Linked DNA regions of Homo sapiens: region 2 is linked to region 1. The links are chromatin loops, found by intact Hi-C in ENCODE. Cell type or tissue: PC-3. All regions are shown on one strand. Links, peaks and the distances in the headings refer to the core of each region. The heading gives the core; the rest is flanking DNA.

Evidence for each region. A loop is a pair of places that touch in the nucleus more often than their neighbours do. Peaks named below come from ENCODE experiments on the same cell type or tissue, not always from the same donor. Only the 100,000 strongest peaks of a DNase experiment are listed, where the experiment ranks them.
Region 2: it touches region 1 in a loop (15-fold over the local background); 23 of 110 quality-filtered maps call a loop at or near these places.

The regions. Positions count from the first base shown.
Region 1 is chr20:8,786,191-8,796,466 of GRCh38, forward strand. It overlaps PLCB1 (phospholipase C beta 1), which reads left to right. Exons shown (of 32, transcript NM_015192.4): 28 at 2,259-2,335; 29 at 2,443-2,532; 30 at 3,328-3,385; 31 at 3,985-4,071. Among named protein-coding and RNA genes, the nearest start is that of RNU105B, 40 kb to the right of the region's middle. In PC-3, for the core only: a CTCF peak has its summit at 4,468; a DNase peak (open chromatin) is centred at 4,461.
Region 2 is chr20:9,388,983-9,399,258 of GRCh38, forward strand. It overlaps PLCB4 (phospholipase C beta 4), which reads left to right. Exons shown (of 40, transcript NM_001377142.1): 16 at 897-976; 17 at 1,549-1,633; 18 at 4,606-4,696; 19 at 6,541-6,636. Among named protein-coding and RNA genes, the nearest start is that of LAMP5, 120 kb to the right of the region's middle. In PC-3, for the core only: a CTCF peak has its summit at 4,491 (motif pointing left); a DNase peak (open chromatin) is centred at 4,489.

The DNA of each region.
Region 1 (10,276 bases), core at 1,137-9,136:
GGAAGGGAAGGTGCTAGTGAGAGGACACTTTCAGCTAAATAGAGACGTTGCAGGAGACCCCAAGGAAATGGCCAGAGTCTTTGCACACTGGAATTTTACATCTAGACAGCTTGATAAATGGCATGACTACAAAGTAATGCCTCATGATTTCTTTAATTGTGATAATCATGATTAGGCAATCCCTTTTGAATGATCAAATAGGCTTTCTGCTGGCCCAAGTCCTAGTTAATATTTGTTCAGATTTAATCCACTTCACAGATGAATGCATCAAATTTCATGATAATTTTAAACGAATGTGGATTCCGTATCGTAATTCTCTTGCAAGCCATGGAACCTTATTTGTCTGGGTTTGTACCCATCTCAGCCACTTACCAGCTTTGGGGCCCTGAGCCCAGGACTTGAGCCAGATGTGTCAGCGTGTTCTTATGTAAAACAAAAATAATAACACCAACCGCATAGGGCAATTCTCAGAATTAAATAAATACATGTGAATCTTTTTTGTTTTTTTTTTTTTTGAGACAGAGTTTTGCTCTTGTTGCCTAGAGTGTGCCCAGAGTTGCTGGAGTGCAGTGGTGCAATCTCGGCTCACTGCAACCTCCACCTCCCGGATTCAAGTGATTCTCCTGCCTCAGCCTCCCAAGTAGCTGGGATTACAGGCACCCACCACCAGGCCTGGCTAACTTTCTGTATTTTTAGTAGAGACAGGGTTTTACCGTGTTGGCCAGGCTAGTCTCAAACTCCTGACCTCAAGCGATCCACCTGCCTCGGCCTCCCAAAGTGCTGGAATTAAAGTGTGAGCCACTGTGCCCAGCCACATGTGAATCTTTTAAAACTAGGCCTGACATATAGAAATTATCAGTTAAAGTGTTGTAGGACCCTATCCTTAGTTCAGCTAAAGACGGGTTCCTTGTCACATGGCCACAAAAAGTTAGGCTTGAAGGCAATTTGAAGAGTGAGGAGGACAGGGTTTTATTGTGTTGAAAGGAAAAGAGGGAAACAGGTTATCTCCACAAGGCTGGAGTCCCTGCTAGTGTGCTTCCCACCTTGCAGATTGAATTCCAAGTTCCACCCAGGAAGAGGAGTGGCCAGGCTCCTCCCTGCTGCAAATGGGGTGGATTTCTGTGGCTCCACCTCAGTGTGCATTCCTCCCAGTGAGCAGGCCCGTTGCAGTTTTTCCGGGGACTCCCTTATACTTGGCTGTCTCAAAAGTTTGTGGTATTATGATTTGTCTTGTCACTATTACAGCTGCCACTTATAGAAGACTAGTCAACTCAGCTTGCCTTATATGTTTTTGGGAAAGAGAATCTCCATCTATGGGAAAAGCAGTGGGGGCTTTCAGAGGATGTCCACACTGTCTATTGGGTGCTCCAGTAAGAAGGGTTGAGTCCAGTTGCTACAGCCACCTGAAAACCTTGCAGAAGGTTCTCCAGGTTCCTCATGAGGAAAAAAGGAAAAGATTACCAGGCACAATTACCTTTATGTAATTGGCAAACACTTACTGGGCATCAAGTGAATATTAGGAATTGTGCAGAATACCAAGGATACAAAAACACAATTGATGCCCCCTTGGGGCTTGATTTGATAATAGATGTATGACAATAAATACTTGCGTTCACAGTGATGTAGTGACAGTTCATTGAAAGCACAAAGAGAATTTCTGATGTTCTTTATATCTACTGGAAATTACCCACGCAAGAACATAAATGTCAACTTCTAAGATGGGAAACTCATGTTATCCTCAAAGCAATTCAACAATGAATGATAGTTGTGAGCCAAGAATTATAACTTGCTGTTGATTATAACTTACATTTGTGTCATACTTATTTTTATTTTGAGCTTCACAGCACCTCCAAAGACATAAAGACAGTGATCAACTGAGAAAATGTAGGTTCTGAAAATGTAGGGTCTTGCCCCAAATTTCACTTTTAATAAGTCTTAGGGTAGAGATTGGAACCAGGTTCTACACTGTAAGTTGTCTTTGCACTGAGCTGGGCTATAATAACTGCCACAACAATCTAATGAATTCTGTTTAATTAAAAAGAGATAATAAGAAGAATTTCATATTAAAACCCATAAGCCTAGATAATATGATGGTTCTAAATTGTCCTCATTGCCAATGTTAGATGTCTGACAACTTTAACTATTGTGAAACATCCATCACAGATATTCTAACTATAGATTCTGTTGTTTGAGGGAGGTGGGAAGGAAGCTCTGTTTGCAATCATTTGAAATAGCAAACTGACATTTTCTTTTTCCAGCTTATTCAAAAGTTGACGGATGTCGCAGAAGAGTGTCAGAACAATCAGTTAAAGAAGCTCAAAGAAATCTGTGAGAAGTAAGCCCTCATTCCCATTACAATTGACATGTGCATCTGAATTTATTCAACACAAATTCCCATCTGATTTGCCTCTTTTTTCTCTTTTACTTCCATTGTGACTTCAGAGAAAAGAAAGAATTAAAGAAGAAAATGGATAAAAAGAGGCAGGAGAAGATAACAGAAGCTAAATCCAAAGACAAAAGTCAGATGGAAGAGTAAGTCAAAAGTGTCCCCTCTCCCAAACAGTTCATCTGGGAATTATTTTATTTTGTACGTCAGAGTCACAGGTTCATAACCAGTCAAAGACTCCTTCGTGAAGTTTCTCCTCTAGTCAGCCTTTCAAAAGATTCTTTTGGTAAGGTTTTTAACAGGGAAGGCTCAAGCAAAGACTGGTTCAATAAAGGAGTGAGGCACACCCAGGGCCTTTTAGATAAAGAGTAAGCAAAGAGCTTCCCTCAGGGAAAGGCTAAATCCTCACTTCCTACCCATAATCTTCCTGGCATTTAGTGAAAACAGAGCCTGTGCCTTGGGAGGAACCTGACCTTTGTCCAAAGGCTGGCAGATTATACCTTCCTTGTAGCAGTAATAAGAATGTTGCTATGGCTCACACTTGTAATCTCAGCACTTTGAAAGGCCTAGGTGGGAGGATTGCTTGAGGCCAGGAGTTCAATAGGGGCCTGGGCAACACAGGGAGACTCTGTCTCTACAAAAAAATTTTAAGATTAGCTGGGTGTGGTGGTGCACACCTATATTTCCAGCTACTCAGAAGGCTGAGGCTGGAGGATGGCTTCAGCATGGGAGGTCAAGGCTTCAGTGAGCCATGATGGTGCCACTGCACTCTACCATGGGCAACAGAGCGAAACCTTGTCTCCAATAAATAAATAGATAAAAATAAGGAAAAAAGAAAAAGAATGTTGAGAGTTCTGTAACCTTTTATCTAGAAGTCTGAGATTACCATTTGTCAATTCTGGATGAATTGGTATAATGATGTATTCATCATTTGCTTTTAGGGAGAAGACAGAGATGATCCGGTCATATATCCAGGAAGTGGTGCAGTATATCAAGAGGGTATGTGGGCTCATCACGCTCTCTCCTTTGCAAAACATGTGTGAACATTTGGTGAGCTCGCTGTGAGCTTCTGGAAGGAAATGTCATGCCTTGCCATAACTTTTTATCACTAGCACCTAGCAGAGCTGTTTCACAGGGTGGGCACTCCTTAATCAACATTTCTGCAAGTTGAATTGCAAACCACTTTGTAAAAGGATTCATCTAAAAATAGAGTCAAGTCATTTCCAAAGTCAAGAGCCCAGAAACATATTGTAAATGATAGTGTTCCCAAAAGAACCTTTAATTGTCATCAATGATAGAGATGATGGCAACCTCGAAGGGCTGTCCTTTTTTTTTCCAATTTAATGTCATAGAAATGTTTACATATTTATAAAAAGGTAAGAACAGTGCAGTCCATTGATCACCACCTCCCACCCTTATGTTTCTGTCACCTAGCTTCAACACTTACTACAGTTTCCTATACTTGTAAGTGTAGTTCTTGATCAGGAGATCAAATAATCAAATGTAAGCCATAGATCTGAAAAGCTTTCGGTATTTTCTGAAAACGTGCACTTTTAAATGTTTAGATGAAAGTAATGTTTCTTGTAACTTTCTTATAGCTAGAAGAAGCGCAAAGTAAACGGCAAGAAAAACTCGTAGAGAAACACAAGGAAATACGTCAGCAGATCCTGGATGAAAAGCCCAAGGTAAACGGAACTGAATTAAAATGAACAATTATTTTATTTGATTTCCATTTAGTAAGAGTAAAACCTTCCTGGTTTACATAAGTACCTTGTACACAGTCTCAGATCAGTTCTTGCATATGAAACTCATGTATCTTTCTCAATGAAGGAAAAAATATAGCAATATTCAGTAAGCATTTATCATCACCTGGTGAGCTTTTAAAAACTGCAAATATGCAGAACCCAGCCCCAGAGATTTGGCTTTAACTAATCTGGGGTATGGCTCAGACAAAGGTATTTTTATAGTCCGTTTCCCCTGGAGAATCAGAGACTAACCAAACCTTCAGTTTGGGTACTACTAAGTAAACGTCAGTTCTAAATAGCTGATGTAATGTTGTAATGCCACCCTCTGTCCAGCAGAGGATGCCCTGCACCAAAATCACTTTGGTTTTTATCTAGCAAAATAGTCTCATAAATCAGAGAAAAGCAAATCTTTTGTTTCCCATAGTAACAGTTGATTGGGGCTCTGCTTTAAAATTATCTTATGTTCATTGTTTGGTTAAAATTAATTGTCTTATGAATATTAACTTTGAATGAACTGAGTATCTGTAGATCAAATACTTTGAGGTTACCAAATGGCATCTCAGTTTTAGAACATTCCTTCCATTTTGATTCATCACTGAATAGTTTTCTGTTTGTGGAAATTGTGTTTTTCAATTTTCCTGCGCTTCTATTTTCAATTTAAAATATCTACTCTAAAAAGTACTGCCATTCCACACAAGCATTTCTCGAGTCCTAAAAGTTAAAAAACGTTAGTTTTATTTAATTGTATGTTTCATTCACCAGTTTACTTCTTATAGATTTCTTATGGATAATTCTAAATATATTTTCATGGTTCTTTGTGCTCTTATGCTTTCATATTTATTATATAAGACATTTATTTAATATTTTTAATTTCTAAGTTTTTAGGGTTGGCAATATAGATTCTCAAGCAAGAATTAATAATTACTTAGATATGGTGCTAATTCTTACGTTTCTCCTATAAACATATAATGTAGATCTTCTCAGCCACCCTCTCAGGTTGATTATGCACTAATAAAGTGGAATAAATTTTAACATAATTTCAGAAATTGCTATACTTTCCAATCAGAATTGATCTTTTTAAAATGCTCAAATTATTTAGAGCAAAAGATCCAGTTTGACTGAAATTTAAGAAACACTTTAATAATAATCAGTCTCAGGTGATATATTCAGATACATACATTTCTAATCTATGCTGTCTGGTTTTAAATTTGTCATTACTTTGTACACTGACATAATAGAATTTGCTTATGGTTGATGGCTCAGCTAGTTTTTGTATTTCAAAAAAATTTAGGTAATATGGTTCTTTTCAGAGTTTCATTTTGCTTTTTTTTTTCATGCGTGTTTTGGTTCAACAATGTTAACTATTTTACTTACAGATAAAATGTGAATGTAAAATCATTAATGTGTTTAAATTATATAACTCTCAGTATCAGTAACCCATACAAAGATTTTCTTGTTACTGCTCTAGGTCATCATGATTAAAATCAACCTCAGTAAATGTGGAAGCACCCTTAAACTTCTTCCCTGGATATAACTGGACATGAAAAGAACTAATAACTTTTGGCTGATTTATTAACAGTCAGGGTGCATTCAGCTGCAATTTTACAATAAGCCCAATTAAAACTGGCTTCAACAGTTATAGTATTTAGTAAGCCACGTTACTGGAAATTCAGAGGTACTACAGTTGTAACAGTGATTAATTTAGTGGCTTAACAATTTCATCTCCAGGTATTTTTAGAATTTCCACTGTTGTTGCCTTCTAGATCCAGACCGTGAACTCAGTCATGAGATGGCTGCCCTAGCTCCACACATCATAACCTTACATGAAACCACTCAAAGGACGTGCAGCAAATGTCTTCATTTTGTAACCCTTTCTAGGATTGAGAAAAACCTTCCTACATCCCCTCTAGCTGGTGTTTCCTCATTGGGTACAATGGCCTCATATTCCCATTCTTAAACCAATCATGGGCAGTAGGGTATCACTTTCATGATTGGCTTAGAGTAATTAAGATTCACTCACAAGGCTAGAGAGAGTTCAGTTTTCCTCAGTTCCATGGTCATCAGGTACCTGAACAAAACTGATATTTTATCATCAAAGAAATAGAGGGGAAATAGCAACTGGGTAGACAGGTTACATACAGTGTACGTTACAGCCATGTTTATAACAATTTTTTGTTTCTTCCTTTCTGGCCCCTTGGAAAGAGATCTGAAGTGTTTCTATGAATTTTTAGTAGTTCTATTGTCTGCGTTTTTTATTGTAAATAGGTACCATGATGAATTCCTCTGTGCTTTTCTTCCATGAGGTTGCTCCATGACCATCTTTTTGTGTCTGGATTTGAAGGTTGCCCATGAAGATTGTTGGTTCCATGTCAAACTAAAGCATTTCTTGAGGGTTTTTCTTCATGGCTTAAAAACGTTGTGCCTTAAAGCTGTGATTTTATTAATAAAATAATAAATCATGACTGTTAACATTGTAGGACATGGTGGTTAATAAAGGGAAATGACAATGACAACAGGAGCAGCAATAGACAGTAGAGTAAAAGAACAAAATCAAGTGTGAGACATGTGAAGAAAGACCAAAGCACAGGACAGCAAAGTAGGTATTAATAAATGGGTGGTGAGGAGAGGCCAGGCCAGCATAGCAGTCGCTGATGCTCCTGTAACTGTGGGGCATGGATGGAAAATACAGTAACACTGGCTTTGAAATAATCCCTCTCCACATCTAGTACTGAAACAGGCTTTGAATCTTGACATAGACATGAGGGAAATTAGCAAAAGCAGAAACAAAACAAGGAACAACCCAAGGAAATGAAACTGATCAATAGTATCTCTAAAACAAGTCCACGGAGTCAGTTCCATTCAGTCAGATAAGAAAACAGAGTGATTTCGTGACATCTAGAACTTTATGAATGGTTCCATTACTGGGTTTTGGATGAGGAACGTGAGCTGACATTGCAGCAGGTAATATTAAAGACAATTGTAACCTTCTTATGAAGAAGAAACCATGCCAAACTTTGCCACAGGTTACTGAGGAGAATAGAGTTCCTCCCTCAACTAATTTACAGATGGTATCGGGGAATCTGCCCCGATATTCACGTAGGTTCTTTTCTATTTTTCCTAAGCATCGGCTGGCTTGAGAAATAAAGGGACAGAGTAAAAAAGAGAGAAATTTTAAGGCTGGGTGTCCGGGGGAGACATCACACGTTGGTAGGATCCGTGATGCCCCCACAAGCCGCAAAAACCAGCAAGTTTTTATTAGAGATTTTCAAAAGCGGAGGGAGTGTGCAAATAGGTGTGGGTGACAGACGAGTACTTAACAGGGTAATAGAATATCACAAGGCAAGTGGAGGCAGGGCGAGATCACAGGACCACAGGACCACAGGACCGAGGCAAAATTAAAATTGCTAATGAAGTTTTGGGCACCATTGTCATTGATAACATCTTATCAGTAGACAGCGTTTTGAGATCAACTGGTCTGACCAAAATTTATTAGGTGGGAATTTCCTCTTCCTAATAAGCCTGGGAGCACTATGGGAGACTGGAGTCTATTGCATCTCTGCAGCCTCAACAGTAAGAGACAGCTATGCCCGGGGGGCCAGTTTAGAGACCCACCCGCAGGCGCACATTATCTTTCTCAGGGATGTTCCATGCTGAGAAAAAGAATTCAGCGATATTTCTCCCATTTGCTTTTGAAAGAAGAGAAATATGGCTCTGTTCTGCCCGGCTCACCAGCGGTCAGAGTTTAAGGTTATCTCTCTTGTTTCCTAAACATTGCTGTTGTCTTGGTCTTTTTTCAAGGTGCCCCAGATTTCATATTGTTTAAACACATGTGCTCTACAATTTGTGCAGTTAATGCAATTATCACATGGTCCTGAGGTGACATACATCCTCCTCGGCTGACAGGATTAAGAGAATAAAATAAAGACAGGCATAGGAAATCACAAGGGTATTGATTGGGGAAGTGATAAGTGTTCATGAAATCTTTACAATTTATGTTTAGAGATTGCAGTAAAGACAGGCGTAAGAAATTATAAAAGTATTAATTTGGGGAACTAATAAATGTCCATAAAATCTTCACAATCCACGTTCTTCTGCCATGGCTTCAGCCGGTCCCTCCATATGGGGTCCCTGACTTCCTGCAACAAGATGGGATGAAGTTTTTTAACTAGAAAGTGATCATAGCTAAGTTTTTGCAGACACCAAAAGTATGTATAGGCTACATGACATCATATTTCTTCCTGTTCTTCCATTTCTTTCACCATGTTGTTGTATATAATAATTTACTTTCTCTTCATCCACTTATTCTAACTAATGTAATAGTGTGTTTCATGTTCCTAATCTTGTCTTAACAGGGAGGAAGCTCTTTTTTTACATTACTGTTTGCTCTGGGATATTACTATTTTGAGCTATTCTGAACCTTGATCAACTTAGAAAATCATATCAATATAATTTTCTAAGCCATTGGTAAATAAACAACTCCTTTGAAAGTAACAAACAGATATTTTGTAAATCTTTCAGCAAAAGAAATTTGAAAAGCCAATGGCTCAAAGTTAACAGTTTTTCAGTGGCAAAGAAGTATTTATTCTGGCTCAATTTAGAGCAAACTACACATGAAACCTCATTCAAAGTGTGACTTTGCTAGCAGTTTACTCAACAATGGGCATGTCATCTAGAGTTCCCAACATTTTTACCATCCTGCAATAGCAGTCATAGGAGAATATGCCTCAATCAAAATCAGGCTAAAAATTTGTTTCAATTCTGCATGTGAGCTGGGACCTTAAGTCTTTCTGGTCGCTATTTGGTAGGGGACCAAATGTGGCCAGTCACACTGGAAAAGTTTATTTTAGATTGTCCCACTTTGTGACATGCACTAGGATCTTTTCATGTGGAGAGTTCATTTTTTCCCTATGAAAAAAGAGATTCAATTAGTTTATTCATTTTGTAGGTAATTTTGAGGGCATTGGGGAAAACAGAAGTAGGTGGTCCCTCGAAGCAACTTGTACAATAAAATATTTTGGCCTCAATTTGACACAAAATGATGTTGTACATTGCTGCACATAAGTCCCATGGAAACTTATTATGTTATAAACAACAAGAGACACTCTTAGAAGGGAATACTTGGCTCCTTTCCAGTAGAGTTCTGAATTCTGGAGAAACATTCGACTGCATGTTTTCTAGCAATGAGATATTCGATTCAGTCCTTGAGTGTATGTGGGTTTCAGTTTTGTTTGAGTTGTGGCTTTTTATGAAATCCATAGTGGTAGAATTTTCAAGATGGACGCAGTAAACACTGGCCAGTCTTCTGACTCAGTGAAATAATTGGTTTCCTGGGGATTTCCATACCTGGGTTTGCCAAAGCCAGTAGGAAACATGGGGAAACCCCATCTCTACCAAAATACAAAAATTAGCCAGGTGTGGTGGTGGGCGCTGGTAGTCCCGGCTACTTGGGAGGCTGAGGCAGGAGAATCACTGGAACCCGGGAGGCGGAGGTTGCAGTGAGCCGAGATCGCGCCACTGCATTCAAGCCTGGGCGACTGAGTGAGACCACCCTGTCTCAAAAAAAAAAAAAAAAAGAAAAGAAAACACGGTTAGTCACAAGTTGCCTTGAGTCTGTTGTGAATATGCCAATGTTTATTGATCACTTTGCTGCTCCTGACTCTCTTTATAAGAAGAATCATCTTTTGAGGGGAATATTTAATGAACTATCTCCATAACCTCATAAAACAGTCAATAAATGTGTAATTTACTTTTTCTCTGATGCTTAATTTGTCTTTGATGCTTCTTAGAACACAGGTTTTCTGCTTAATTTAGCTCATCATCAAGAGAGAATTCCGGGAAGCTTTAGGGCATTTTAATTCATTCCCAAAGAACATTTCATCATGTAGCTACTGGCTCTTTTTTTTCCCTCCACCAAGGGAATATAGACTGATTTTCCTTATTTCCCCTCTGACATCTTTGTAACAGGGTGATTGACTCATCCCTCTGCTTGAAGTTAGTCTTGTTAGACCTACCGCTGGGCTCTGAGACAGAACCTTAAATGCGGCTGATATCTCCTGTGTTTGGGAGAGAAAAGGCAAACTTCGGGATTTAAAATAAAATATTTTTTAAAGTAATGCATTTGTGCCTCCTCTAATCTTTTGCGGCT
Region 2 (10,276 bases), core at 1,056-9,055, 600 kb after region 1:
CTATTGTGAAATATTTTTCTGATTAACTGAATGATGAGATTTGCCCTGTGATTAGCTACAAACCAGTAAGAATTTGGGGATTTTTACCAAATATGATGCTCCGGTTGTAGAAGTGCTGGTTTGAAGCCTTTCTTTCTAAAGCTAAGCAGAGACGGGGCCAACCATCTCTTAAAGCCTCTCCTATTTCATGGAGAATAGTGAAAGGGAAGATTATGTTTAGCTCCTTCAAATGTTGTTTTCTGTAATTAAGTTCTGTGTTACAGATGGGGGGTCAAGAACACTTCTATGTTTCACTTACATGTTGCTTGACCAACGAGAACCCCTTCCCCCGGCCTTGTAACCAGGCTAATAGGAAACAAGGGATACTGCAAATGTCACTTTAGTACACAGAGGTCTACATCAAGTTAATGAAGTATAGCCCAAGACTGATTTCCAAACACAGAGGAAAGTCAGTGAAAGCCTCCAGCAGTCCTGAGGTTACTACCCACACTTTTCTGCATGAGGTGGGGAGGAGTCATACAGTGGTCGGGAGTGAAAACCTCTGTGCCAGAGATCACCTGCTCCTCAAGAAGAAAGGTGGACTCTGAACTCCTGGCCTGGCAGATTAACAAGCCACAGACTGGCATGCCATTTAGGTGAAATCTCTTGTAAGTTAATAGCACCATAATTCTGGAGAAGTAAAAGATAGCTTAAAAAATTGTCATTAACCATTAACTGCACCCTGGCTATAACCACAGGGAACTCAACCTTTAGAGGTGTCAAGGTAGATGGGGGCTCCAGGTCTGAATTGCTGGAATTGACTTTCTGAAAGACTCAATTAATAGTCTCTGAATAGTTTTGGGTGCCTTAATTTTTTTGCTCTTTTCTCTCATTAACGTTTTTTTTTGTTTTTAAAGGATGTAATTCAAGCCATCAAGGAAACTGCATTTGTCACATCAGAATATCCTGTAATTCTCTCCTTTGAAAATCACTGCAGGTATAATGATCCATTCTGCCACAAGTCTCTATGTGGTATTGTTTCCTAACCCCTAATGCCCACTCCTGCTCTACAACTTTTTAAATAGCTGAATAGTTTGTTTTGTGAAGTACTAAGTTCAAATAATTCTCCAGCAAGGGCACCTACTCTTATGCAAAGCAAAAAACAACAAAAAAAGGAAAAAACGACAAAAAACCACCCTTGTCCCCCCAAACCAAATCATTTTAATGTGTTTCAGAAATACTTGTTCCAAATAAAAGTTCAGAGATTGGGACACCTTACTTAAAGTTCCATTGAGCTGGAAGATTTGACAGTATATTTGAAATCAGATTTGATGAACTTGAAAGACATTTTTTATTCTTCTTTCCAGCTCTTAGTTTTGGAACAGAATCTCCTTCTCCTTCTTTTAAAATTATACCAGTTAAAGTTTTTGATACATCTCACATTAGCATTAAGAGGACAATAATGCATTTTGCCAAGTGAGAATCTTTAATTGCCTAGTAATGGGTGTTTCTTATTCTTGGACGGTTAATGGGTGTTTGAATTTACAAATGCCACTTTTTTCTCTCCAGCAAATATCAACAGTACAAGATGTCCAAATATTGCGAAGATCTATTTGGGGATCTCCTGTTGAAACAAGCACTTGAATCACATCCAGTATGTATTTTTAACAAACCATATTTCTAGCATGAATGGATTTGTTTTGAAAATTTCTGAAGGGTCAAGTAGTACTAGAGGACTAATGCTAAAGATCTTCATATTTATTTAAATTCTTTGGTACGGAAAGCTTACATCATGCTTCAGAGGGATGTAAAGAGACACAAAATAAACATCTGGTTCAATTTCATTTGGAGGATCTTTGGGTCTTATGGTTTTCAGATCTCAGTCTTAAAGTTTCATAAAGCACCCAGGCCAAGAGTCCAGATTCAGGTCAGTTGTTCTCAAATTCAGTTACATGTTAGAATCACCTACAAAACTGTTAAAAACACCTGTGCCAGGGCCCCACTTGGAGACTGATTTAATTGATGCAGGGTCAGCCCTGAGCATGGTGTTTTAAAAGCCCTCCAGGTGAACTGTATATGCACCCGGTATTCAGAACCCATGGGAGGCTCATGCTGTGGAAAGTGCCCTGGATTGATGTCACGACATCCTGAAGTTCATGTTCCTAACTCCAAAATAAATCACTGAGTAATGTTGCACATACATTTTTGAACTTCATGTTAAACCTGCTAATTTCTTCATAAAGCAAAGAACATTAACCTGTGCTCCATAGATAGGCTTTATGAGATCTGTGAATTCATTCTAATTGCATGCAATTTTTTTGTATATACTCATTCTAGAGAGTTAATCACATTTTTATAAGGATCCATGACCTCCAAGAGATTAAGATCCACAATCACAAGATGTTATGAGCTCCAAGGCAGCTAATGAAATCAAAGTGGAAAGACCTGCTATTGACAGCAGCACCTGATGGGCTCAAACCTGGTAGCATGAGGTAGTGGCAGAAGAACATCACAGCAAATGACAGCAGGAAGGTGCTTTGTGCTACATGTAAACACTTTATGAGGTTCTTTTCAGAAGTGTGTCTATGGGAACTGAAAAAAAATATGAGAGACAAGGATATCTGTATCCTTTGTCCCCCTTCCTTCTTCCCTCGAACTTGCAGAAGCAGTTGCTGCAGGTGACCTGCCCATATCCTTGCAGTGCCTCCTGTTTCCCTGAACACTGGCCTGACTTTCCACTGCCAACATCCACAGCTTTTTGCCTGAGAGTGAGCTCTGGTCACTGGAGCCTGCTCTGCCACACATGAAAGACCAGCAGTGCCAGGGAATTATCACCCCTATCCCATGCTTCATCCCTCCCGAGGTGGGATAACCCTGAGCACCTGCTCTTCTCTGCCTTCCAGGGTTTCCCAGCAGGATCGTGCTCCAGCTGGCTGCAGTGATAACACACCCTTGATGAGCTGCCTGTCTTCTTTTTCTCACTTTCCCACACCTCTGTTGGAGTTTCCTTCCAAGTAGACGACCTGGTGCAATACTACTTTTCTCTGAGGCTGATTTTAAGGGAACCCAAACTAAGAAACAGCTCTGATTTATTTTATTTGTTTTTACCTAGGCCCTCCATTTATCTTTCTGATTAGGTTAAGGTGATTGCTTTTGTGGAAAGTTCACTGTATTCTTAGTGAAGTGATGTGCACATACTTTTACCAGCTGAAGGGTGTCCAGGTTCTTGGCATCTTGAACAAAGAATCGGACAAAATGCACAAACAAAGCAAGGGAAGAATGAAGCAACAAAAGCAGAGATTTATTGAAAATGAAAGTACACTCCACAGGGTGGGAGCAGCCTGAGCAGAGGGGCTCAAGAGCCCTGTTACAGAATTTTCTGGGGTTTAAATACCCTCTAGAGGTTTCCATTGGTTACTTGGTGTCCGGTCTATGTAAATGAATAGGATGAAGTAAAGTTATAAAGTCATTTACTTGGTGTACATCCTTTGTAAATGGAGAGGATATTTCCTGTCATAGCTGAAGTGTTTCCATTTGATTTAGTTCTAGGAAGTCAGCATGAATAGGCCTTATATTCCCTGCCTCAAGACCCTATTCTCCTTTGAATACAGGACAGGTGTCTGGGGAAGCATGGGTAATATAAATGGGAATAAGACCTGCTCCAAAAGCTAAAGAGCTTTCAACCTTGGGAGTGGGAGCAGGACACAAATGTGAACACATAACTAGAAAAGAAGATGGCGTATGGTGCTTTATTTGTTGGAGGTGTCCTGGTACAAGAGAGATCACTGGGGAATGGGCCAGTTATACCACGCTGCTGGAAGGAAACAGCATTTCAACAAAGGGTTTTATTTGAGGCAAGACAGACATATGAGTGCACAGTGCCTTACATATAATAAGTAGTATAAAAGCAAGTTTTGAAAATGAATGGATGGGTGGAGGGGTGGGTGGGTGGGCATATAGAGAGATGGGTGGAGGAATGGGGAATGGAAGACTAGATACAGGACGGTTCTGTAGACCAGAGGTGATAGCATACAGGGGCACCTCCTTTGCAGATATAAATCTAAGCAAATGATGCTGTAGTCAAGTTCAGATTCCAGGAATTGGAACAACTCCCTTCTTGATTCCCTTATCAAACCTACAAAACCACAAAACCACAATCTCAAGTGTTGAGGGTTGGGTCAGCCTACTCAGCAGACAGGCTTACTATACAGCCTGACACTTGGGGGGATCTGGGGGGCCTCTCACTTGGGAAAGCTAATTCTGAACCCAGCCATCACAATTGTCCCTTGCACTTTACCAGATACTTAAAAGGTGCAAGGCCCTCTGGGGAGCAGGAACCCCTCCCCGGCACATCCCAGGCCAGACCCCTGCTCCACTGGGGAGGTTGGAGCAGCTCTGCACACCTCTGGAAACTATGTGGATTTCAAGTTTGCAGCACTAGTCTAAGGAAAAGCTCAATGGGTGTGCTAATTTGGGTTGGGGAGTGAAAACAGAAGGCTGTGCCGCCTGCCATCTAGTGGGTGTTGGGTTGCATCACTCCCAGGCCTCCCAGGCTCCTCCTGGACTGGGAAGGAGAATGGAGAAGCACAGCCCTTCCTTAATTCAGCTCTTTCTGTTTCTCTCTAGCTTGAACCAGGCAGGGCTTTGCCATCCCCCAATGACCTCAAAAGAAAAATACTCATAAAAAACAAGCGGCTGAAACCTGAAGTTGAAAAAAGTAAGTGAAACACACACATTTATAATGGAAGCATACATAACATGTGTGGACATTTCAGCTGTTGAGAATTCAATTTATTTTAAAACCACTGATTTTTGGGGGAAGGGTGTAGGGGTGATGTTACAGGTACTTTTCAGAGCAAGATTGCCACATTTCCATTTAAATTTAATTTCCATATCAATTAATTCATGCAGTAGGAAAAGCATATCTATATATTCAAATGCCAGAATTTGGAGAGGGCCCAAGGAAAATTGAGAGGAAAGTAGAAGCATTTTAGAATTTCTCAAGATATAAGGAACCAGCATTTTATAATTTTATACACTCTAAAGTCCTCATAAGTTTCCCTTTTCAGTTTGCCCCGTGCTCTATACCTATCTAGGGATACTAGGTACATATGAGTGTGTGACTGTGTATATGTGAATAGAGAGATCTAGAGACAAATGATTTTATATAAACATGTTTCCTTTTATTCTCCCAGGATGATTTCCTTGAAAATATTTTCTTTCAGAGTATATCCTAGTTCAGTGAATTAATGGTATCAAATATTGGCATGATTACACTTCATTTTCCCCCCAAGTATTCTAAATGAAAAATTTTAAATTATGTTAATGACAGTTTATTTTATTACAAAAGCAATAATGCCATAGAAAAATCAAGACAATGAAAAGTGTAAGAAAGTAACAGCACTAACATATATTATACACGTATTCATATACTATAGACACATGTACGTAATGTACATGTGTAGATATATACCCACATTTTTAACATGACTGAGATCATATTAATGATACTGAGTTTAAATTTTTAAAATTTAACCAAGTAAGTATACTTACATCAGCAGGATATACATCTACATACTAACTTTAATCCTAATGTATGAAACACTATATAGAATTTAATATATATGACATAGAATTGTATGCATTTATTATAGCATGATGTAACGAGTCCCAAGTTGATGGATTTTCACTACTATAAACATGCTTGAATGTTATTTTGTATGTTTGTGCAACCCTCTCCTTGAAATCAATTGGTGCAATTAGAGTTATTCAGCCAAAACGTATATATATTTTATATTGTGATATAGTTTGTTATGCTTTCTTTTAGGAAAGTTCTACCACCTTAGACTCTTCACCAGTCATATATGAGAGTGCCTGTTTCCCACCAATATCCTTAATGCTGGCTGTTGGCCATTTTTAAATGTGTGTCCAACTCATAGAAAAAAATTGGTACCTTAGGGGTTTTTTTATTTGTGTGTCTTCAATAACTCCTTTTTTGCATATTACTATTTGTGGTTTGTCCCTATGTGTTTTCCCATTTTTATTATTTTGTTTACCTTTATCTTTCTGACTTATAGAAAAATTATTTAGTCTTATTTTGTATAGTAGGATATAATCCCCATTAAATCAGTTGCAAATATTTTTTCCTGAAGTTTTGTTGCCAACCTGCCTATTTTCTATCAGTTCCCCATAACTGTTCGTAAACCTTGGTCTGTGCCAGATTCTCCAAATTATGGGCTTTTGTTATCTAGCCTTAAATCCTTCACGAGGACTGAACCTCCTCTCAAACTTGGTGACCAGAATTTTGGGCATTTCACCCATGTCCCCGCAATTCTTCATCATGTGTATATAAGGTGGTTGTTGCAGGTTTCTTACAAGGTCGAGACCACCAGGAAATGGCGAGAGAGAGATCACTGCTGAACCTTAGAAACATGGTGCCTTGGTGCCTGAACATTCTATTTCTTCTCTCTTTTCACGTCCTCCTCAGTGTCGATCTCAAGGCCTAGGGTTTGTATGTTACCTAGCATCTGTCACCATCTCTTTGCGTGTTTTTGCTAACAGAACAGCTGGAAGCTTTGAGAAGCATGATGGAAGCTGGAGAATCTGCCTCCCCAGCAAACATCTTAGAGGACGATAATGAAGAGGAGATCGAAAGTGGTGAGCTGTTTGCTTTTATTTTAAGTTACATGCTTTGAAAATACTTTTTAAATAAGAAAACCAGGCTGGGCACAGTGGCTCAAGCCCATAATCCCAGCACTTGGGGAGGCCAAGGTGGGAGGATTGCTTGAGCCCAGGAGTTCAAGACCAGCCTGGGCAACATTTTCGTAGAGATGAGACCCCATGTCTACAAAAAATAAAATATTAGCCAGACGTGGTGGCCTGTGTCTGTAGTCCCAGCTACTGGGGAGGCTGAGGCAGTAGGATCCCTTGAGCCCAGAGGTTCAAGGCTGCAGTGAGCTATATGTAATCCTACCACTGCACTCCAGGCTGGACAACAGACTGAGGCCTTGTTTCAAAAATAAATGAGTAAGAAAACCAGGAATTTCTTTCAGAAGACCCTTTTATATAATAATGCCGTTTTAATTCCTCATAGTAATATTTTGGTATTCTTGGTATTTTGCCAAACACTTCCCATTTTTTCTGGCTACTAAATTTTAATGGCCTTGTCATCTCCCTTCCTATTGGCCATTCAGCTATTCAGCAGAAATTCTTAGCCAGAGAATCCCTGAAGCACTTGCTGTAGTAGGCAGAGGAAGCAATATAAGGCACATTTTGTAATCCCTTTGTATAGACAAAAACATGAACTTGAGTCTGTTAATGATGAGAGTAGAGAGGCAAATAATTTAAGAGACCCTCAGGCAAATGATTGGTTTGTCTCCACAAAGTGAACTAGAAACTAAAAGCCAGTATTAAAATTTCAAGTTCAAATTCCTTCAAATAACCAGCTCACCAGAATTATCTCTGTGTAGCTAGATAATTTTAAGAAGGCAGTCTTGCTTAAAATATTTGAGTATGTGCTATTACCTTCTCTTTTACTTTGATCACATAGCAACAATCATAATGTTCAGTTGTAAATGGGTCATTTGAGAGTTTGGGGATGATTTTAGAGAATTATTTGTTTGTTATGTTTCATGAGAATTGATGAACGAAATGACAAGGACTTGTGTTGGTTATACAATGCCTTGGATTTATATACAGGCATACCTTGGAAATATTGCAGATTCAGTTCTAGACCACTACAATGAAGTAAATATTGCAAAAAAATTATTCACAAGAATTTTTGTTTCCCAATGCATACAGAAATTATTTACACTGTACTGTAGGCTAGTAAGTGTTCAATAACAGCATTATGTCCAAAAATGTAACTTAATTAAAAAATACCTATTGCTTAAAAATGCTGACAATTATCTAAACCTGCATCATATTGAAATCTTTTTGTGGAGGGTCTTGCCTTGAGTGATCAGGGAGGCAGTTGCCAAAGATTGGGTTGGCTGTGGTAATTTTTTAAAATAAGACAACAATGAAGTTTGCTGCATCAATTGACCCTTCTTTTCACAAAAGATTTCTCTGTAGCATGCAGTGCCATTTGATGACACTTTACCCAGAGCAGAGCTTCTTTCAAAATTGAAGCCAATCCTCTCAAACCCTGCTGTGATGCCTTCTCAACTAGGTTTATGTAATATTTTAAATCCTGTGTTGTCATTTCAACAATGCTCACAGTATCTTTACCTGGAGTAGATTCCATCTCAAGAAACCACCTTCTTTGCTCATTCACAAGAAACAACTCCTCATCGGTTTAAGTTTTATCATGAAATTGCAGCAATTCAGCCCCATGTTCAGGCTCCTTTTCAAATTCTAGTTCTCTTACTCTTTCTACCACCTCTGCAGTGACTTCCTCCACTGAAGTCTTGAACCTCTCAGCGTCATCCATGGGAGTCTCCCAAACTCCTATGAACGTTGATATTTTTACCTCTTCCCATAAATCATGAATGTTCTTTCTTAATAGCATCTAGAATGGTGAACATCAGAAGCTTTTCAGTTTACTTTGCCCAGATCCATCAGAGGACATTCTCTTTTAGGAAAGCTAGACATAGAGCTAAAAATCCAAAAGTTGGAAGAATTAACTAACCTTATTCAAGACTCCTTAATAAAGACTCCTGACTGTGGAACAGACTTTATAAGTGATTCAGTTGCATGTCCAGTCCTTGGGTTTGACATTACTCCCAGAGAAAAGTCATAATGACTGTACTTTCATTTGTTTTATGTGGCAGGGAGGGTCTAAGAGGCTAAAGATATCTGATACTACTCAGTTGATACTCGTTATTATGGTCATCTGTTACTATGCAATAAACCATCCCCAAATTTAGGGGCTTATAACAACACCTTATCATTTTCTGTCATAATTCTGTGGGTCATGTGGGCTTAGGTTGGTGGTTCTCCCTTGGGTTTCTCCTGCTTTTGTCAGCAGATGACATCTGGGGCTGACTGGTTCCCTTGGGTGGGTTATCCCGGACGGCTTACTCACATGCTGGCAGTGGATGCTGGCTGAACGCTGGGAGCTCCGCTGGGCCTCACTGACCATAGTATCCCTGTGGCCTCTCTCTGTGACTTGGGCTTCTCATAGCACGATGGCTAAGTCCCCCAGATGGAACATCTAAGAGCCAGTGTCTCAAGAGGCAGGAAGCAGAAGCTGCTAAATTAGTTAAGAGCTAGGCCTGGAACTGGTGCAGTATCACTTCCTCTATGTTTTATTCATCGAAGCAGTCTCAGGGCCCATCCAAGTTCAAGAGGGTGAGTGAGTGACAAGGTCACGTTGCATAAGAGCACAGAGGAGGGCAGATGATACGGCAGCTGTCTTTGGAAAATATAGTCAGCCGTGATGCCTACTATATTTTTTCACATGTTTTTGCAAATAATAAATCTAAACAAGATTTAAGAAAAATATATTTATAGAACTGTGTTTCAAATGGTCAAGAAAATACTCCTAAGATACAAAAAAGATGACTATTCAGTAAAACCAGTTCCTTTAAGTTAAATTTCATAGATGGTAATTAAAATATGTAAGGCATTACTGATACGATAATCCAGTAAAACAAACTGCAGAAATAATGGAATAAATTAACAAGAAAACAATGTTAATAATAATTACTACCATCGTTGTACCAACAGTGGACCAGGCAGCTTACATTATGGCCTTATCTAACCTGTATACAGCCTGATGAAATGGGTATTATTATTATTATTATTATTATTTTTGAGATGGAGTCTTGCTCTGTCACCCAGGCTGGAGTGCAGTGGCGCGATCTCGGCTCACTGCAAGCTCTGCCTCTGAAATGGGTATTATTACACCAATTTTTCAGATGAGAGGACTGAAGCTTAGAGAGGTAACATATTTTGCACATGATCCCACAGCGGGCAACCGATTGCACTAAGATTCAATCCCAGAGCTACCTGATTCAAGTCAAGACTTTTGTACGTTACAGTACTGCCCTTTCAATTCACAGGAATATGGTGAAAACATAGATATGCAAAAATACTTTTTTAAAAAGGAGAAAGAATAGAACGAATGAAAGTCAAAGATGTGATGTTTCCTAAACACACACAGTCATCTGAAATTAGCATCTGTATGGCTTCATGTATTATTCTTAAAGGTGCTTTCCCACCATCTACATCCATATGGTAATTATTCCTCCAGGCAGAAAAATATTTGCCTCTAGTGACTCCCATGTTATTCCAAAATATACTTGAGATTTGGGTTAAGTCTTAACAGAAATAACCACATGATTTAGTATCCACG